Linked DNA regions of Homo sapiens: region 2 is linked to region 1. Evidence: read pairs that join two places in POLR2A ChIA-PET (ENCODE). Cell type or tissue: CD4-positive, alpha-beta T cell. All regions are shown on one strand.

Region 1 (2,500 bases):
CGTCTTCCCCTCCACGCTGCGGGCTATGGGAAGTGGCTCGGTCAGTTTAATGAGTTGAATGATGCCCCACCCTAAAATATATGTCCACATTCCAGAACTGTGAATGTGACTTGACTTGGAGTAAGTGTCTTCAAAGATGTAATTCAGTGGAGGATCTCGAGATGAGATCATCCTGGATTAGGGTGGCTGGCCCCGAAATCCAATGATGGGTGTCCTTATAAGAGATGGAAAAGGAGAAGACACAAAGACACACAGAGGGGAGGGCCACGGGACGGCAGCGGCAGAGATTGGAGCGATGCAGCTACAAGCCCAAGGAGGCTAAGGATTGCTGAAACCACCAGAAGCCAGGAGAAAGCCGTCCTCACTTGTTAATGCCAGGTACAGGGGCTCATGCTTGTAATCCCAGCACTTTGGGAAGCCAACGCAGGAGAATTGCTTGAGCCCAGGAGTTTGAGGCCAGCTTGGGCAACACAGTGAGACCCTGTCTCTACAAAAAATTTAAAAATTACGCTGGCATGATGGTGCATGCCTGTGGTCTCAGCTACTTGGGAGGCTGAGATAGGAGGATCGCTTGAGCCCAAGAGATCGAGGCTACAGTAAGCCCTGATTGTGCCATTGCACTCCAGCCTGGGCAACAGAGTGAGATCCTGTCTCAAAACAAACAAGCAAGCTGGGTGCAGTGGCTCATGCCTGTCATCCCAGCACTTTGGGAGGCCGAGGCGGGCAGATCACCTGAGGTCAGGAGTTCGACACCAGCCTGGCTAATATGGTGAAACCCTATCCCTACTAAAAATACAAAATATTAGCTGGGCGTGGTGATGTGTGCCTGTAATCCCAGCTACTTGGGAGGCTGAAGCAGGAGAATCACTTGAACCTGGCAGGCGGGTGCTGCAGTGAGCTGAGATCGCGCCACTGCACTCCAGCCTGGGCGACAGAGTGAGACTCTGTCTCAACACCACCACCACCAACAACAAATTACTTGTCGTTTGAAGCCACCCAGTTTGTTGTGGCAGCCCTAGGAAACGGAAACCCACAGGTGTGTTTCCTAGGAGACTGTGAGTTTCACGAGCTCCATCCTCCCTCCCCTATGCCAGATGGCCAAGTTTTCTGCTTGGCGCATCTCCTGAGCCTAGCACTGAGGTGTCCCTCAGGAACTGTGCCCATAGACTAGTCTACAGATTGTGAAGTAGAAACAGGTCCCCCATGCCAGGCGCGGTGGCTCACGCCTGTAATCCCAGCACTTTGGGAGGCCGAGGTAAGGCAGATCACCTGAGGTCGGGAGTTCGAGACCAGCCTGGCCAACATGGTGAAACCACGTTGCTACTAAAATTACAAAAATTAGCTGGGCGTGATGGTGGGTGCCGGTAGTCGCAGCTACTCAAGAGGCTGAGGCATGAGAATTGCTTGAATCTGGGAGGTAGGTGTTGCAGTGAGCTGAGATCATGCCACTGCACCCCAGCCTGGATGACAGAGCAAGTATCGGTCTCAAAAAAAAAAAAAAAAACAAAAAGAAAAGAAAAAGAAAAAAAGAAACAGGTCCCTCAGGAAAGAGGGGCTCTCCCGGACTGAATATCTGCTTCTCCCTGGTGGGAAAGCTGAAGGAATTGGGGTATGGGGGTGGGGTCCCTGGCAAGGGTGGTGGGGACTACTAGCTGACCCGAGGGCTGGGTTATCCTTCCTCTGCACATACCATGACATGAACTATCGTAGGAAAAATGTTGCAGGTCCTCTTGTCTGAATTACTTTGTCACTTAATTACTCACTTAACAAACACTCAAAGGGTCAGTTCCGGGGCAAGCATCACTCTGGCAACTGGTGATACAGATTATTAGGATGTAGTTGGTGACCTCAAGGGAACTCACAGTTGCCACAAAGCGGGGGACATTTTTTAGTATTCTCCTGCCGTTGTCTCTCCTGCCCCACTGACAAAGAGGGAAGGTGTCTCAACTAATAATCAGGGAGTTTGAGAAATCAGCCTCTGCTTCCCCTTGGGCAAGTGTGATGTCAACAGACTATGAAAGTACTTTCAGCCAGGAGGGGTGGCTCACGCCTGTAATCCTAGCACTTTGTGAGGCTGAGGCGGGTGGATTGCCTGAGCTCAAGAGTTCGAGACCAGCCTGGGTAACATGGTGAAACCCTGTCTCTACTAAAATATAAAAAATTAGCTGGGCGTGGCAGCATGCACCTGTAATCCCAGCTACCCAGGAGGCTGAGGCAGGAGAATCGCTTGAACCTCGGGGGCAGAGGTTGCAGTGAGCCAAGATTGCGCCACTGCACTCCATCCTAGGTGACAGAGTGAGACTCCTTCTCAAAAAAAAAAAAAAAAAGAAAGAAAGTGCTCTCAGGTCTGTGGGAGAGAAGATGAGTGCATGCTCTTTAAGGCCTAGTTTTTTTGTTTTTTTTTTTTGAGACAGTGTCTTACTCTGTCGCCCAGGCTGGAGTGCAGTGGCGAGATTTCGACCTCAGGTGATCCACCCAGCTGAGCCTTCCAAAGTTCTAG
Region 2 (2,500 bases), 150 kb before region 1:
GCGCAATCTCAGCTCACTGCAACCTCCGCCTCCTGGGTTCACACAATTCTCCTGCCTCAGCCTCCCTAGTAGCTGGGATTACAGGCACGCGCCACCACACCCAGCTAATTTTTGTATTTTTAGTAGAGACAGGGTTTCACCGTGTTGGCCAGGCTGGTCTCGAACTCCTGACCTCAGGTGATGTGCCCGTCTTGGCCTCCCAAAAGTGCTGGGATTACAGCCCTGAGCCACTGCACCTGGCTGAGAAACATTAATTGAGCACCTGTGGTGTCCCTGGCCCTGTTTTAGGTGCTGAGGATACAGCAGTGAACAAGACAGAAAAACCCCTGCCCCCATGGGACTGACACTCTATGTAAATTCATGAATTAAAATATTAGAAGGTGATGTGCTATAGAGAAAAATAAAATAGAGGGGAAAGGTTAGAAAGGACTGGGGGAAGGAAGCTAAAATTTCAAATATGGGGGTCGTCAGGGAAGTACTCACTGAGGAGGTGACCTCTGAGCAAGTATGTTAGGCAGACAAAAGAGTGAGAGGGGCCAGGCGCAGTGGCTCATGCCTGTAATCCCAGCACTTTGGGAGGCCAAGGCAGGCAGATCAGTTGAGGTCAGGAGTTCGAGACCAGCCTGGCCAACATGGTGAAACCCCGTCTCTACTAAAAATACAAAAATTAGCCGGGCGTGGTGATGCCCACTTGTAGTCCCAGCTTTTCGGGAGGCTGAGGCAGGAGAATGGCTTGAACCCAGGAGGCAGAGGCTGTGGTGAGCTGAGGTTGCGCCACTGCACTCCAGCCTGGGCAACAGAGCAAGACTCTGTCTCAAAAACACAAAATAATAAAAAAATAAAAAAATATCTGGGGGAAAGGTGTTCCAGGCAGAGGGAACAGCGCATGCAAAGGCTGTGAGGCTGGACTGGGCCTGGCATATTTATTTGGGGAACAGTGAGGAAGCTGGGGTGGCTGGAGCCAAGTGAATGAGGGGAAGAGAGCTGGAGGTGACAGGGCAAATCACACAGCCAAGCCTTGTGGGCCTTGGGGAAGACTGGATTTTACTGGGTGAGGTGGGAGCCATAGAGGCTTCTTGGAGAGAGGAAGAGCTTGGTCTGAACGGATTCAGGTGCTCACAGGAAGAACAGACGGCCAGACCAACATAACAGCTGTCACAGATACAGGAAGAGATTTTATATCTCCCTGCGGTTGGTTTTGTTGCCTTTTCACACGACTCATGGGGCGAGGCACCAGTGGGGTGAGGAGCTGGGAGGACAGGCCACCCCAGAGTTCCCCTTCCCAGGAGTCAGGGAGCCCCCACCCCACCATGTCCCAGGACACACTCGGGCAGGGCTGCCAGGAGTGTTTGTGTTTCACCCTCTCTAGATGGGTGGAAATGAGGTGTGGCTGGGGAGGTGGTGGGGTGGCCAGGAGGGAAGCTGGGTCCCGGAGAGGCAGGACCCGTGAAGGCATCGGGGAAGGGGGTGCCCCCTCTGAGAAGGCACAGGGGTCTTGCTGTCTCCTTTCTCTATTTGAGTATCAAAGGCCTGCTCAAGCCCGAAGCTAAAGGGAAGGTCAAGGATGTTGGGGGTGTCAGGCTGTGGGTGGCTGGGTTTGGTCACAGCTGCAATTGTACTGCCGATAAGGACCCTCGAGGCTGAATGTCAGCCCGGCCAGGGTTGGGCAACATCCTGTTGGGGAAGTCTCTTCTAGTTATGGTTTTCGCTTCTCCAGCCCTGCCCTGACCCTAATGGGAGAATTACAGGCAGGGGAGCACACACTGAACGCGCACGTTACCAGAAACAGAAATAACTCCCTTTAAATTTTCCCAAGAATAGGATATACACGTGTAAAAAAATAATAATAATAATTTAAAACTTAGACCCAGCTGGGCATGGTGGCTCATGCCTGTAAACCCAGCACTTTGGGAGGCTGAGGTGGGTGGATCACCTGAGGTCAGAAGTTCGAGACCAGCCTGGCCAACATGGTGAAACACCATCTCTACTAAAAATACAAAAATTAGCCAGGCTTGGTGGCACATGCCTGTAATCCCAGCTACTTGGGAGGCTGAGGCAGGAGAATCACTTGAACCTGGGAGGCAGAGGTTGCAGTGAGCCAAGACTGAGCCACTGCACTTCACTGTGCGTGATGGGAGCAGAGACTCCATCTCAAAAAAGAAAAAAAAATTAGCCGGGCGTGGTGGCAGGTGCCTGTAATCCCAGCTACTTGAGAGGCTGAGGGAGAATCACTTGAAACCGGGAGGCAGAGGTTGCAGTGAGCAGAGGTCACGTGCCATTGCACTCCAGCCTGGGCAACAAGAGCGAGACTCCGTCTCAAAAAAAAAAAAAAAAAAAAGAACTTAGACCCTACCTCATAATCACACACAAAAAGTAACTAAATGACTAAATGAGACTAGGCGCAGTAGCTCATGCCTGTAATCCCAGCACTTTGGGAGACTCAGGTGGAGGGATCATCTGAGGTCAGGAGTTTGAGACCAGCCTGGCCAACATGGCAAAA

The links. Peaks named below come from ENCODE experiments on the same cell type or tissue, not always from the same donor. Only the 100,000 strongest peaks of a DNase experiment are listed, where the experiment ranks them.
Region 2: POLR2A ChIA-PET joins it to region 1 with 7 read pairs; 11 of 35 experiments call an interaction of 5 or more read pairs at or near these places.

What each region holds. Positions count from the first base shown.
Region 1 is chr19:14,506,117-14,508,616 of GRCh38, forward strand. No RefSeq gene overlaps it. Among named protein-coding and RNA genes, the nearest start is that of DNAJB1, 11 kb to the right of the region's middle. In CD4-positive, alpha-beta T cell, no CTCF peak of the experiment used is centred here; DNase peaks (open chromatin) are centred at 1,025, 1,885 and 2,458; H3K4me3 peaks cover 590 bases; H3K27ac peaks cover 1,565 bases.
Region 2 is chr19:14,354,824-14,357,323 of GRCh38, forward strand. All of the region lies in intron 1 of LINC01841 (long intergenic non-protein coding RNA 1841), which reads right to left. Among named protein-coding and RNA genes, the nearest start is that of LINC01841, 7.9 kb to the right of the region's middle. RefSeq lists enhancers at 1,076-1,175, 1,236-1,415, 1,486-1,535. In CD4-positive, alpha-beta T cell, no CTCF peak of the experiment used is centred here; DNase peaks (open chromatin) are centred at 1,188 and 1,660; H3K4me3 peaks cover 622 bases; H3K27ac peaks cover 1,824 bases.